Regions from separate parts of the Homo sapiens genome. Here all the other regions are linked to region 3. Evidence: chromatin loops called from intact Hi-C (ENCODE). Cell type or tissue: HCT116. All regions are shown on one strand. Region 1 has its middle 16 kb from the start of PCOLCE2. Region 2 holds the start of HLMR1 (hepatic lncRNA metabolic regulator 1). Region 3 has its middle 8.8 kb from the start of ATR.

What was found. A loop is a pair of places that touch in the nucleus more often than their neighbours do. Peaks named below come from ENCODE experiments on the same cell type or tissue, not always from the same donor. Only the 100,000 strongest peaks of a DNase experiment are listed, where the experiment ranks them.
Region 1: it touches region 3 in a loop (7-fold over the local background); 7 of 110 quality-filtered maps call a loop at or near these places.
Region 2: it touches region 3 in a loop (4-fold over the local background); 3 of 110 quality-filtered maps call a loop at or near these places.

Annotation. Positions count from the first base shown.
Region 1 is chr3:142,902,709-142,907,708 of GRCh38, forward strand. No RefSeq gene overlaps it. Among named protein-coding and RNA genes, the nearest start is that of PCOLCE2, 16 kb to the left of the region's middle. In HCT116, a CTCF peak has its summit at 2,547 (motif pointing left); DNase peaks (open chromatin) are centred at 2,094 and 2,538.
Region 2 is chr3:142,926,339-142,931,338 of GRCh38, forward strand. It overlaps HLMR1 (hepatic lncRNA metabolic regulator 1), which reads left to right and starts at 337. Exons shown (of 5, transcript NR_038455.1): 1 at 337-558. RefSeq lists an enhancer at 2,829-3,123. In HCT116, CTCF peaks have their summits at 2,973 (motif pointing right), 4,405 (motif pointing left) and 4,607; DNase peaks (open chromatin) are centred at 3,003 and 4,403.
Region 3 is chr3:142,585,006-142,590,005 of GRCh38, forward strand. No RefSeq gene overlaps it. Among named protein-coding and RNA genes, the nearest start is that of ATR, 8.8 kb to the left of the region's middle. In HCT116, a CTCF peak has its summit at 1,997 (motif pointing right); a DNase peak (open chromatin) is centred at 1,926.

The sequences.
Region 1 (5,000 bases), 320 kb after region 3:
TATGTTCCAATGGGAAGATGAACAATAAGGAAGCAAACAAATACATGAAAAATATCTTCAGTGATAAACACTCTGTAGAGAATTAAAACAATGTGGTGTGATAAAGAAGCCTGGGTGAGCAGGGAGTCCTTACTGTGGTAGTATTTAGACTGAGAGCTGAACAATAAAAGAATAAGAAAGGGAAAAGAGCCCTTCAGGTGAAGGGAACAGCAAGCAAAAAGACTCAAGTCGACCGTGAGAAAGAGCTTGGATTGTAAAAAGTTTCTGAAGGCTTGCAAGGTCTCCAGCCACCAGCAAAAGGGACACTGCCTCTCCTCCCTGACCCTGAGCAAAGCACAAGGCTGCCTCAATAAGAGAGGGACCTGGGAAACTAGAAAATTCTAGGAAAAAAAATTCAACATTATCTTAGAGTTATACAAAAATAAAAAATCTTTGATAAGCTTGTGCATTTCTTATCTTTTATTTTCCATTCCTTGCCTTTCTTATTTTTGGGGTTTAGTAGAAAATAAAAAGGGTAGTAGGAAAGTCTAAATCGAGCTTGATAATAGCGTAATTTGAAGGAAGACACAAGAGGACCCTTTTTCTTGATGGGAACATTGTCTTTCAATTGAGCACCCAAAAAGACAACACATATCACAGAGTTGTTTGGGACCTCCTTTATGTTAATGTGATTTTTAAAAACGTGTCACAAATAAATGAACTAATGTATTCTTTATATTCTTTAAAAAGTTTTTATTCCTTGAGGATGTGTCATCTATCCATTCCATTTGTCCATCTGTCCGTTCATCCACCGTTGGGCAGATTTAATTGAACGTTCAAAGGTGAGCTCCTCTTCCAGTCAGTCTTCTGTGATTTCTTCAGCCCTCATTTATCTCTCTTCCCTCAGAATCTCTATAGCTCTTTCTTCACACTGCACAATTTAGCACCTTATGATGTGTTAATGTACATTATCCATTCTGATCATCACAAAGGTGGCAAGAATTAGACAGGGTAGATATGGCTATATTCCTATTTTAATAATGAGGAAGCCATGGCCCAGAGTATTGACATACATGAATATTCTGTTATTCTAGTAAATATGCATCTGCCTACTTTCTTACAAAGTTAAACATATACTTTTGACTTGGAGATCCCACTCCTAGGTAATTTGCCCAAGAGAAATAAAAACATATGTCCACACAAAGACTTGTACACAAATGCTGATTGTAGCTTTATTCATAACAGCTAAAAGCTGAAATAGCCCTCGTGTTTATCAATAGAATAGATAAACAAGCTGTGGTATATGTATACAATGGAAAACATTATACTGGCTGGGCTAGGTGGTTTATGCCTGTAATCCCAGCACTTTGGGAGGCCGAGGCTGGTGGATCACTTGAGGCTGGGAGTTTGAGACCAACCTCGCCAACATGGTGAAACCCCATCTCTAGAGAAAATACAAAAATTAGCCAGGCATGGTGGCTGCACCTGTAATCCCATCCTAGCTACTTGGGAAGCTGAGGCAGGAGAATTGCTTGAACCCAGGAGGCGGATGTTGCAGTGAGCTGAGATTGTGCCACTGCACTCAAGCCTGGGCAACAGAGCAAGATCCCCAACTTAAAAAAAAAACCAACAACAAACAAACATATATATACATATATAACTGAGGTGGCCCTACCTGTGGCCTGGCCTTGGTAAACACTGGGACAGAGGGGTGAGTTGGTGGTAGAGCAGGAGAGGAGAGAAGGAGGCAGGGACTATGTCTGGGTCTGTGGGTAAGCCAGGGCTCCCTGAGAGTTGGGGAGCCTCTCAAGACTGCAGCACTTGCTGGCTTCCTTCAGAGGCTGAGGCTCTCCAGTGGAAAGGAAGTGAAAATTTTCCCAAAGTGTGGACTCCAGAGAAGATGGCTGCTTACAAGTGAGATGACAGAAATCGGTCCTTCTGGAGAATCTGACTTGGTGCTGGTCACTTGGAGCCCTATGGTGTTGAGCTGCTCCAGATTCCTGGTGACAGCAAGACTGGTGCTGAGACGAAGGTTTGTTGTCAACGCTCCCTTCTTGTAAGAACAGTGCCCAGATTGTCCTTTTGGACTCTTAGAGCAAGTTGTCCTGGTGAGGACAGCTCCACCCATCTCTAAGTGGGAGCGATGACTCAGGCCACAGTTAATCAGAGCTTCACCCTGCCTAGCCACAGGGATTTCTTCAGGGGCATATGACTGCCACCTCCCCAGAGCCACTGGGATGCTGTGAGACATTTTCTGAAACAGTGGCATGTGGTAGTATTCTTTCCTCTAAAGCCGAGACTTGAGACGATACAGGGTCAAATCTGCTGTCGCCATCTTGAGAGCACTGGGGCCACCGCAGAGGAAATGGATAAGAGACAGAGAGAAACCAGCCATGCCTAACAGGTCTACTCTTGGGCGTTTTGTTGTTGTTGTTGTTTTCTCACTCAGTTCCCCAACAAGTTTACTTCTTGCTTAAACCCACTGGGGTCGGATTTTCTGTTACATGAGGCTGAAGTTGGCAAGTTCCTGTTACTGCCTCTATCTGGAATTCCCCTATGTGGTCACATCCCCATCTACTGGCAAAGACCTTCATCTCTTTCAAGACTCACTTTAAGCACCGACCACCTGTATGCCTTTCCTACCCGCTGCCTCTCATGGCACTGATTCCTCCTTTATTTTCCCCCATTGTACTCTGTACACACTTTTATCATAGCACCTAAATTATTTGAAACCCCTTGTTTCTATGGGTATGGGTTTCTGTCTATAAGATCATCAATCTGTTGAAGGTAGGGGCTATTTGTGGGCTTTGTGTCTTCAGAGTCTAGCCCAGTGTCTGACACATGGTAGGTTTATGACTAGTATTTGTTGCATGAATGAATGAATGGATGAGGCAAGAGCCTGCCCCTAAGTTTTGTTAATAAAAGATATTCACATCTCAGCAGGTAAACACAGTGAGGCCTTGAAGAACTTGGAATGGATAATGGAAGGAACCAATCTACTTGTCAGTTGGTCTGTCTCAATGTCCTTGGGCATCACTCAACACTGGGACTCCCAGGCCAGGAGAATGATTCATGCTTAGGAGCAGAAAGTTCAGAGCTGTTTAAATGCTACCTGTACCCAGCACTGATTTTTGTAGCAACTATTGCCGAACTGCTCCCAGGTAGGGAGCTCAGTGGCTGGCTCTGGACAACCAGAGGCATAAAACTGAGGAAATGAAATGGGAGCTGATGAAGCAGTTTCTAAGCATTTAATACATTCTTTTTGATCATTTGAATTTGTTTCTTATAGGCATTTTTTTCTCTCCATTAATATGAGAAACTGTGTAGGGTTGTAAATATGACCAATAGTGTTTCAGTAGACAGCATGGTCAGGCGTGAGCAGGGCACGAGAGGGTTCCCCACACACACACTAGGAATGTCAGGTGACCACCAGGTGATAGTCAGGCAGTTTTGTTAACTGTCTCTCTAAAATAATAATTGGTCACAGCCAGTGCCAGGAGAAGGCAGTCTCCTAAAAGAAAACACCTGAAACTGGTTATCAGCAGCTTCCCGATGAGATCTCAGGAGTTGAGTGAGGGGGCTCAGGCATGCTCATTAGGAGACAAAATGGCAAAGTCTAACTGGCATATGACCTTCTTCTAGGAATGCTAGACTGGTAAGGGGAGAGCTCCTCAAGTGAGCATGCATACAACTCCAGTAAACATACTGGGTGTGGCCCCTCCCAAGCGTGTCACGTGCGGGCAGCATGCAGGCTGCCCACCCCAAGGGAAGACTCAGGGGATAAGTAACGCAAGACCCCGGAAGTATGCCGACATATAAAACCCCAAATCAAGAAGTCAAACGGTGCACTTGATCTCTCAAGTTGCCTGCTTGGCCCTCTTCCGAGTGTACTCTTCTTCCTTTCATTCCTGCTCTAAAGCTTTTTAATAAACTTTCACTCCTGCTCTAAAACTTGACTCTGTCTCTCCTTCCACCATATGCCCCTCAGTCGAATTCTTTCTTCTGAGGAGAATTGAGGTTGCTGCAGACCTGTACAGATAGGGATACGCTGCCAGAACAAAATTAGATTAATACATGTAAACAGAAAATGTTTGAAGCACCACATAATTTTCTAAAATTGTCTTTAAGACAATTGCAGTAAATAGGCCTTCTTAACTGTCATGTTTTCGTTTACTGATGTTACTGGAAGAGGTCTTGACTGAAAGTTGTCCAGGTTCTTGGCATTTTGAAGAAAGAATTGGACAAAATGCACGGCAAAGCAAGGAAACAATGAGGCAATGAAAGCAGAGAGTTATTGCAAATGAAAGTACACTCCACAGTGTGGGAGTGGGCCTGAGCAGCAGCTCAAGGGCCCCAGATACAGAATCTTCTGGGGTCCAAATACCCCCTAGAGGTTTTCCACTGGCCACTTGGTGTTCACCCCATGTAAATGAAGTGGTGGCCTGCAATCAGTCTGGAAAGCAACCAATCAGAGGTTAAAGTGAAGTTACAAAGTTACACTTCTGTGCAAACCAAGGCTTGACCCGCAATCAGTCTGATTGGACAGTAACCAATCAGAAGCTGAAGTGAAGTTCTAAAGTTACACTCCTGGCCAGGCGCGGTGGCTCACGCCTGTAATCCCAGTACTTTGGGAGGCCAAGGAGGGCAGATCATCTGAGGTTGGGAGTTCGAGACCAGCCTGACCGACATGGAGAAACCCCACCTCTACTAAAAATACAAAAAAAAAATTGGCCAGGCGTGGTGGCGCATGCCTGTAATCCCAGCTACTGGGGAGGCTGAGGCAGGAGAATCACTTGAACCCGGGAGGTGGAGGTTGCAGTGAGCTATGGCGCCATTGCACTCCAGCCTGGGTGACAGAGCGAGACTCTGTCTCAAAAAAAAAAAAAGTTACACTCCTATGCAAACGTTTTCAATTTTCCATCCGCTGCCAGGAAAGGTGGGGTTTTGCAAAGGGAGTAGCCTCTGGTCCTTTTGGTACTTAGATGTGGAAAGTTGGGGCTTTCCTTTCGATTTAGTTCTAG
Region 2 (5,000 bases), 340 kb after region 3:
AACTCTTTAAAATATGTAGGAGGCAGGCTGGTATTGCACAGTGGTTTTAAGATTTTCTATTTTTAGTTAAAGTCTCTTTCTTCAAATGAAATCTTAGAAGGACAATGTATAAAACATAAAAAGCAAGATTTTCTGCTTGATGCGGGGGCAGAGGCCAGAGCCTGCCTACCCTTTTCCTAGTCTGCTCTCCTGTCTGTCCTCTGTGCTACTGCCACCTTCCCAAGCCAGAAGTAAGCCACTGTGGCACCTTCACAGAGGATTATTTGAAAATTCCCAAAATAGACTTCTGGTTAAACATTGCAGTTTAAAAACCTGTGTTTTTCTTTCATCTCTTTCAAAATGCTACTAAAATGACAGCAAAGAAGCCAAAAAGGCCCAAGTCCACAAGACAGAAAGAATAGGTGAAAAGTCCATGTCATCTCATTTTTGGAGATGGACATGGACAGGGGCTGAAACTGCAGTACCAGCAGATGGGGAGCTTAAGAAGGAAGCTAGTTCATGGCACAGCACCCGTAAAGTCCCCAGAATTGGAGGCACCAGATTCTTCTGAAAGAAAAGGTAAGAGGCGGAGCTGAAAACAGGAGGTTTATGGAAAGTCCTTGGAGAAAGCAGTCAGACCTCTGGATTCCTTCCTCATCTTTCAGCAGCCTCTCTCTTGTCCTGGCAGAAACCAGGTTTACTCTCTTGGGAAACTCAACCACAGGAGGATCTGGGGACACAGACCGGCGAAGGATGGTAGAGATGCATCACTGAACTAGGAGAATTAAATGATTGGCTTAGGGTTGGGAATGCGACCTCAACTGGATCAGTTGAGGCCATCCTTGGCATTTTTAAATTCTGAAGCTGGAAGTGTGGGGAGGATAGTGTGTGTATTCTGCAGGTGTTGAGGTCCTTGTTCTAGTCCTTGAGATTCCTGGCTCCGACTGTTTCCTGTAACTCTTTAATTCTATGAAACACCCAGTATTCTTCTATTTTATTCTGCTCAGGCTGCATTAACAAAGTATTACAGACTGGGTGGCTAAAAATGGGAATTTAATTCCTTGTGACTTTGGAGACTAGAAATCTGAGATCCAGGTGTCATGGAGGTTGGTTTCACTCTGGAAACTCTCTTCTTGCTTGCATATAGGCCTCCTCTCTGTGCCTTCACTTGGCCTTCCCTCTGTGTGTGTCTTTGTCCTAATCTCACTTTCTTACAGGGACACCAGTTAGATTAGATTGGGATCCATCCGAATGACCTCAATTTACCCTGATTACCTCTTTAAAGGCCCTATGCCAAATATGGTTATATTTGGAGGTTCTGGGAGTTAGGACTTCAACACATGAATTGTGGGGGGACAAAATTCAGCCCACAATGCCTTCTACTATTGCCAGCAAATAAATAGCTTTTGAGATAACTTAAGAGATTTTAAATTTAGTTTCTGGTGCTTGCACGCAAAGAGTTCTGACTTATACTATTCACTTGCCTCTTGGATATTGCCTTTTGTCCATTATAGTTGTCATTAACTGTTATTTAAATCCGCATTACCATTCACCTTTTCCTATGTTTCTGTTCCTTAAGATGGGAGGTAGATCATAGTTTGCATAGCCCATGGAGTCAGATGACCAAAGTTGTAAAGTTCTGTTTGCTGGCTGCCTGATCTTGGTGAAGTTCTCTGTGCCTCAATTTCCTTATCTGTAAACTGGGGATGGTGATAATAACAGATATTCACAGAGTTGTTGTGAAGATTAAACGTCTTAATGAATGTAAAGCACTTAGACCAACCTGGCTTATGGCGAGTGTTACATAAGTTCATGCTATCATTTATTCATTCAGTAGTCTCTATAGGGAATAGCCATGTGCCATGGATGTGGTAGATACTTAGTAAATATTCATTCTCTCTTGTTAATGTATGTGTTATAATAAGTGATTCTCAAAGTTATCTTCAAATTCTTATTACTCTGTATATTGTTATCTGCCAGTGTAATGATATCTAAAGCACATATCTTAAATACTTTAAACAATCTGATATAACAAACAAAGATAGAGCCATTTTCTTCTACATTGGAAGCTGTGCTGTGTAGGATGAGAGACTGGGGTGGAAGTAGGGATTGCAGGCTTCTGGTCCTGGCTATACCCTCACACTGTGAGACTCTGAACAAGCCTATACTCTCTGGGCTCTGCCTCCTTTATTTACACACCAAGGCTGGACTATGTAAGCTTTAGGCTCTTTAATGTTTTATATCACTTATCTTTGAAAGGCCATCTTAGGTGAGCTGCTCAGAGTCTTTAAAAGCTACATTTCCCCCTCCTTTCTTACTTTAAATATAATGGTAATTAAAATGTTTCGGAATTATATATTAGATGCATTTCGGGCATCAGTTACAAGAATGAGAAAGAAATTATTAACAGTTGGCAAAGATTAGTATCAGTTATAGTATCTTGTTATAAGTTTAGAATTTTATTTTCTAATGAGTAACCTCTCCTCCACCACACAAAAAACTAGTGTGCTAACAAAAGAATTAAAAAATGGGATTTTATTTGATTGGATTTTAACTTCTTGGCCATTCTTAATATTTTTGGAATAGGCTTTTGAGTCCTGACCTTCTAAGTCAATTTGTTAGTCTGCATCTGTAGTGTCTCTGGCACGGCTGGGAAGTGGTGGGGGGCGGGGGGTGGGTGGGTGCAAGAAAAGTAAAATATATGATGTTCACTCTTGACCAGCCTATTTTGTGCTGTGAACACCCACACTTGCACACAATACTCAGACATATTAACACATTTGCATGCACTCTCCAATATGTGCAAAGTAACATCACATTCCTTCTTTCATTCAACAAAAATGTGTTGATTGCTCACTCTGTTCCTGGGGATCTGTGTGAACCAAGACAAAGTTGACACTGTAGTTAGATATACCTCTCTGAATAAAAGAGTAAGTTTAAGGTAGAGTGAGGGTTAATTCTCTGTTTATAAGCCTCATGGGTGAATTCACACCGAGCAGCAGAGGGCAGTGTTCTCAGACAGGGCAGCTCTCCTGAGGATCTGCAAGGAAGCAGGGCGTGCCTTGTGTGACTGGTGTTGTCGAGCAGATCATTTTTTAACACCCCACTACTCCATACAGCATTATTTTTGGTAATAATAATGAAATGAATAAAAAGAAAAATGGACTGAGAGAGATTTTTATTTTATTGAACTTCGTATATGTAATCATTCCAATAAAAATGAAAAATAAAATAATAAAATACATTTTATAGTATCAAAAAAGGGGAAAGTAGTGGACTAATACTTTTAATTACATTAATGTTTTTCAAACAAAAAAGAAAATACACATACCTACATACTAGACTGCCATAAAAATGAATAACATTACAGTGCAATAGTAATTACATAAGAAAAAGAACAATAAAAAAGACATCAATTTCAATTTTTAAAGATATTATTCAAAGGTGTGAAATATTGCACATGTGAAATAAACTTGCAGTTACCAAAAAAAATTACACCTTGTGGTTTACGCTGCATTATTATTTTAAATTTTAATTATAAATAAAAACTCCAAGTGAGTTTTCATGAGAGCACTAAATTGAATGAGAGAGAATTGAGGTAGCCCAAGTTCTGTCACAATCACTCTACTGCCATTGCTTATTCCAGATCTAGTGTTTAAATGCAGAAGCAGATAGTCCCACATGGGTTGGAGCATGAAGTGTACCCAAAGCAAGCACAAATATGAATGATTCTGAACCATCTGGAACTTAACTCTCAAACAAGAGTGTGTAGATAAGTCCATTTATGTCAAGTCTTCTCTGAGTTAACTCCCACACAGGAGTTATTACTAAAGGAGAAAATGTGTTTCTTAAGAGATAAGCAATAACATTGCTGATTTTATGTATTACAAAATTGAATAATAACCACAGAAATTTTTTCGACTGCAGACCAACAAAAGATTTAGCGGGGACGGGGAGAGCATTTGACCATTGTGTAGAATTGCCAATGTGTGAATATAGTAAAAGCAAATCAGCTTTTAGTCCATTTAATTATTGTTTTAAAATTCTCTATAGAAAATGTGTCTCCTTATTGCCTGAGACTACTCCTATTACTACTGTTGGTTTACCAATGCCATTGGCAATTGGAAACAACGATATAGGGACTGGACTGTAAATTAAAGCCATATGTATTTAACACTAGCAGGCCCAGCTCTACATGGGAACCTCATGAAGCCCCAGTTGACATTCTGGATCTTGCAGCAGAGTGAAGAGTCTGTTCAAAGCTGCTTTGCATAGGTTCTGAAATGGCTGCATAAGCTGGTTAATAGATAACCAGTCATTTTATAAAATAAGAGGTAGGGTGTGCATGTTTATGTGAGGGTGTGTGCATGTGTACACGTGGGGTAAAGTCAAGAAAGGTGATGAAAAGCACTAAGAATAACCGTAAGATGAATTTGTGCCCTCTCCTGGAAACAATGGGAAATTTTGGGTTTAAAAGTAACATGGATTTAAATAGCCTCTCCAAGTTTAAAATACCTCAAAGCGTTTAATTCTTCTTTTAGTTTCCCTGTGAGTTTGCTGAGATGTCTATTACCAGTTCAACAATGAGGCAATTGTGATAGGGATACTCAATGGTACTTTCCCCCAGGATGAATGTATGGATCAATAGATGAGTTCTAGACATATTTATAAGAAAAGAACCAAACTTAGTGACAAGCAACCATTTAAAGCTACTATTTAGAAGTGTTCACTGATAGAGATTGTACTTACAGATATTCACCAAAGAAAAATCTCCTGCATGTGCACCAGGAGACATGTTATGAAAATGTTCTGACAGTTTGAGGTTATTGATCCTCAGCTATGGTTTTCTGCTCAATGCTACTAATGACCCTCCAAAAAGATCACCTTCTTTTGAGTGCAGAGAGGTGGTTTTGGTCTTTGTTGTGGAGAAGCTCTTGGAACTTTCTCACTGCAGAAACCATGCTGTTGTCGTGTTCCTTCTGCTTAGCCAGCTGGGCCTATTGCCCGCTGCTCCAGGTGTC
Region 3 (5,000 bases):
GATGACAGGTGCATGCCACTATGCCCAGCTGATTTTTGTATTTTTAGGAGAGATGGGGTTTTACCATATTGGCCAGGCTGGTCTTGAACACCTGACCTCAAGTGACCTGCCCACCTTGGCCTCCCAAAGTGCTGGGATGCTGGGATTTAATAGGAGTGAGCCACTGCGCGTGGCCATCTCCTAGCTTTTTTGTGTGTGTGTGTGTGTGTGTGTGTGTGTGTGTGTGTGATGGAGTCTCACTCGCTGGAGTGCCGTGGCACGATCTCGGCTCACTGCAACCTCCGTCTCCAGGATTCAAGCCATTCTCTTGCCTCAGCCTCCTGAGTAGCTGGGATTACAGCTACTGTAATCCCAGTGTGTGCCACCACGCCCGGTGAATTTTTGTATTTTTAGTAGAGATGGGCTTCGCCATGTTGGCCAAGCTGGTCTGGAGCTCCTGGCCTCAGGTGATCTGCTGCCTTGGCCTCCCAAAGTGCTGGGATTATAGGCAGGAGCCACCATATCCGGCCAATTTTTAATTTTTGTGGGTATATAGTAGGTGTATATACTTTATGGGGTACATAAGCTATTTTGATACAGGCACACAATGTGTAATAATCACATCAGGGTAAATGGGGTATCCATCACCTCAAGCATTTATCTTTTGTGTTACAAACAATCCAATTATATTCATTTAAAAATGTACAATAAATGTTTGACTGTAGTCACCCTGTTCTGCAATCAAATGCTAGATCTTTTTTCTTTTTTGAGACAAGGTCTCATCTGTTGTCCAGGCTGGACTACAGTGGCCTGATCTTGGTGTACTGCAGCCTTGGGCTTCCAGGCTGAAGTGATTTTCCCACCTCAGCCTCCTGAGTAGCTGAGACTACAAGTGCACACCACCTCAGCTGGCTAATTTTGGTGTTTTTTGTAGAGACGGGGGTTTTGCCATGTTGCCTAGGCTGGTGTTGAACTCCTGGGCTCAAGTGATCGGCCTGCTTCAGTCTCCTGAAGTGCTAGGATTACAGGCTCAAATACTTATTCTATCTAACTATATTTTGTACCCATTAACCATCCCTACCGCACACCCGTCACCCCCCCACTACCCTTCCCAGCCTCTGGTAACCATCATTTTACTCTGTATCTCCATGAGTTCAATTGTTTTTATTTTTAGCTCCCACAAATAAGTGAGAACATGTGAAGTTTGTCTTTCTGTGCCTGGCTTAATTCACTTAACATAATGACCTCCAGTTTCATCCATGTGGTTGCAAATAACAGGATCTCATTCTTTTTTATGGCTGAATACTACTCCGTTGTGTACATGTATCACATTTTCTTTATCCATTCATCTGTTGATGAACACTTAGGTTGCTTCTAAATCTTGGTTATTGTGAATAGTGCTGCAATAAACATGGGAGTGCAGTTATCTCTTTGATAAACCAATTTCCTTTCTTTTGGGTATATACTTAGCAGTGGGATTGCTGGATCATATGGTAGTTCTAGTTTTAGTTTTTTGAGGCACCTCCACACTGTTCTCCATAGTGGTTGTACTAATTGACATTCTCACCAACAGTGTACAAGGGTTCCCTTTTCTCCACATCCTTGCCAGCATTTGTTATCCAACTTTTTAAAAATTATTATTCAGTAGTACTCTTGAAATTTTAAAAATTTGTATCCTAATATGTGCACATTTTTATTAACCATATATAGTTCTACATCCTAATGTACATGAATTTCATGATAATGTAAATTTGAACATAATACAACTACTAATTGATTCCTGCATTCCTGTCAGCCCTCTTTTTATCATTTGGGGAGTAGGAGTTTGGAGGAGAGGGTGAGGCAGGAAGCAGAGTGGTTGGTGTGGATAGGTCCCAGTGTCCCTGGTATTTCCTAAGCCCAGTGTCACAGATCAAGTTGCCAAAGGGGCATCAGTCAGTGTTCTGGAATTCCAGTCAGCCATGTGTATAGAATTGTCCCCATTCATGATTAAACTAGAGTGGAAAATGACCACCAGGTGGTACTACAACCCAGTTGAGACTAAGATAGACTTGGTTCTCAGCCAGATGCCCAAACTCCTGGTTGGTTAGCTATGCAAGTTCCAACATAATGCAACAGTTTTACAAGTTCCTTTCTACATCCGAATGAACTTCAGTGGACACCTCTTGGTACACACACATTCAATAATATGCATTTTTAACAAGCTTCTAGATGATGCTGATGTTGTTTGGAGTTGTTCTACACAGCAGTCAGAGCAACCTTCTTAAAACCCAAAGACCACGACATTTCTCTTCTTTAATAGCTTGGCTATGTATGGAATATTGTCAGACATAGATAAAGGGTAAAAGGGGGCACATGTCTGTTAGTTTTCTTTGGGTAAAGCCTCAAATAATAGACAACATAACCACAAGCCAATATTCTGAAATTTAATAGTGCAGAATAGCCAAACTGCACCAATACACTTGTCCCATTTAGTGGAAACACTGCAAAAACCCATTACAAAAAAAAAGCCATCATAAAGTAACAAAATATTTAAGAAACTTAAAAGTAAGCCATTTGGCTTCCTATCCCTGTGGCAGTTTCACATCTACTAAGACTGTATTATAGAACTAACTAACACTCCACTGTATTTGGAGACAATTCAGAAATAAGGACATGGACTAATTCTTTATGTCTCCAAGAGATTTCTATTTCAGTAATGAATTATTGTCATTTTCATTGCTAGGTCCTGAGTATGACCCTAAGATTATGTAAAATATATCGGAATAGTATGATTATTTGTATTTGCGATTACTATTTTTACTTTTCTGAAAATACTTTCACCTGCTATTATCCTCCAAGTAGCTCTGTAAATAAAATGCAGAGAGGTTTCAGAGTTCTCAAAATTGAGCATGCATCAGAATCACCTGGAGAAATTCTGATTCAATCGGTCTGAAAGGAAACTCAGTAATTCGCATTTTTAACAAGCTGCTAGATGCTACTGCTGCTGGTCCACTGCCCACACTTTGAGTTAGCACTGTTTTAGGGTAGTGGTTCTTAACTTTGGCTACACATTGAATTTATGTGGATGAGAAGATTTTTAAAAAGTATCTGGGGACTCCCAGAGATTCTGATTTGATTAGGTTACGGCACTTACATGTATGTATATGCATTTCTCTACTTACCAGCAAGTTCAAGCATCTACTCATGTCTATTAATCATTTGGATTACCTTTTTTTAGTAAATTACCTGTTTAGAATTTTATCAGTTTTAATTTGGTTGTGTCTTTTTTATTGATTTATACAAACATTTTAACATATTATGAATTAAACCTTTTCTGATTTATATCTGAGAATATTATATCTTAGTCTGTCACTTGGCTCTTATGTAGGAATTTTAATTTTTATTATATCAAATCTACCCATCATTTCCTTTGTGTCTTCTGGATTTTAGTCTTGCTTAGAAAGGCTAACCACAAGATTTAAAATGTTCTTTTATACTTTTCCCTAACATTTTTGTACTTCAGTTTGCTAGTATTTGTTTTCCCATTTATCTACAGATCATTTTTGAAACAAGATCAGACAACTCATTTCCCAGACAGATAGTTCATATGTTGGTATTGAAGTCCCTTCTGCCACTTTCAAAATAAAGAGTTTAAGGGATCTAGATGATATACAAAATCTTTGAGAGAAACAGGCTTCATCATGAGTCTTCAAGAACTCCCCAAATTACCTGTCAAGGCAGCTGCTAACTCTGAAAGGATCAGGACGCTGCAGAATTAGGAATCTGCCCAAAGGGGTTCATGCCTTTCCTCTCTCTTCATGTAATACAAATTTGAATCAGTCTAACTTGGCTTGGTAAAACCTAAATCATTTTTGGAATCCTAGCTACAAGTGAATGTGGGAAATATTGGTTTTGGCTTTCCAGGAAGGCATCCAAGAAGACAGTTGGTCAATCCATGCATGGTATCTGTTACTATGTCACTGACTAGTCAATCATTCTCCTGTATTTTGAAATGCCCTTATTTTCATAAATACATCATAGATATATTTAATGAAAAGATATTTGAGGACAATCAGCAGCCTTTGCCACACCCCATAGCTCTTTCATAATTTGCCATCTGTTTCAGTTAATGTGGTATATGATCTTATTTTTTTCCAAATAAGTAAGGGCAAGGTATGGGGGGAGGGTGGAGAATGTAGAAAATTGCCTCAGGGCACCCTTATAGGCCCTAAAGCCATTTTTTTCTGCCACTGCTAATTGGGGTGACATCATTCTGGGATAATAGGCCAGCTTGATTTTCCAGTTATTAATCTATGTCTATTCTGAAACCCAGACCATTCATTTCATTTTTTAATTTCAGCTATCATATCATATATATAACATATATCATATATATCTCATATATATATATATATATATATTTTTTTTTTTTTTTTTTTTTTTTCTAACAGGGTCTCTGTCACCCAGGCTGGAGTGCAGTGGTGCAATTATGGCTCACTGTAGCCTCAACCTCCTGGGCTCAAGTGATCGTCCCACCTCAGCTTCCCAAGTAGCTGGCTGGGACTACAGATGTGTGTCACCATGCCTAGGTAATTTTTTTCTTTTTGAGATTGAGTCTCGCTCTGTTGCCCAAGCTGGAGTGCAATGGCGTGATCTCGGCTCACTGCAATCTCCACCTCCCGGTTCAAGTGATTCTCCTGCCTCAGCCTCCTGAGTAGCTGGGATCACAGGCACTCACCACCATGACTGGCTAATTTTTGTATTTTTAGTAGAGACAGGTTTCACCATGTTGGCCAGGCTGGTCTCAAATGCCTGACTCAAGCAATCCAGCTGCCTCAGCCTCCCAAAGTGCTGGGATTATAGGCATTAGCCACCGTGCCTGACTTCCTAGCTAATTTTTGTATTTTTGTATTTTTGTGGTGATGAGGGTTTAGCCATGTTGCCCAGGCTGGTCTCAAGCTCCTAAACTCAAGCGATCTGCCTGCCTCGGCCTCCCAAAGTGCTGGATTTATAGGAGTGAGCCACCACACCCAGCCTCA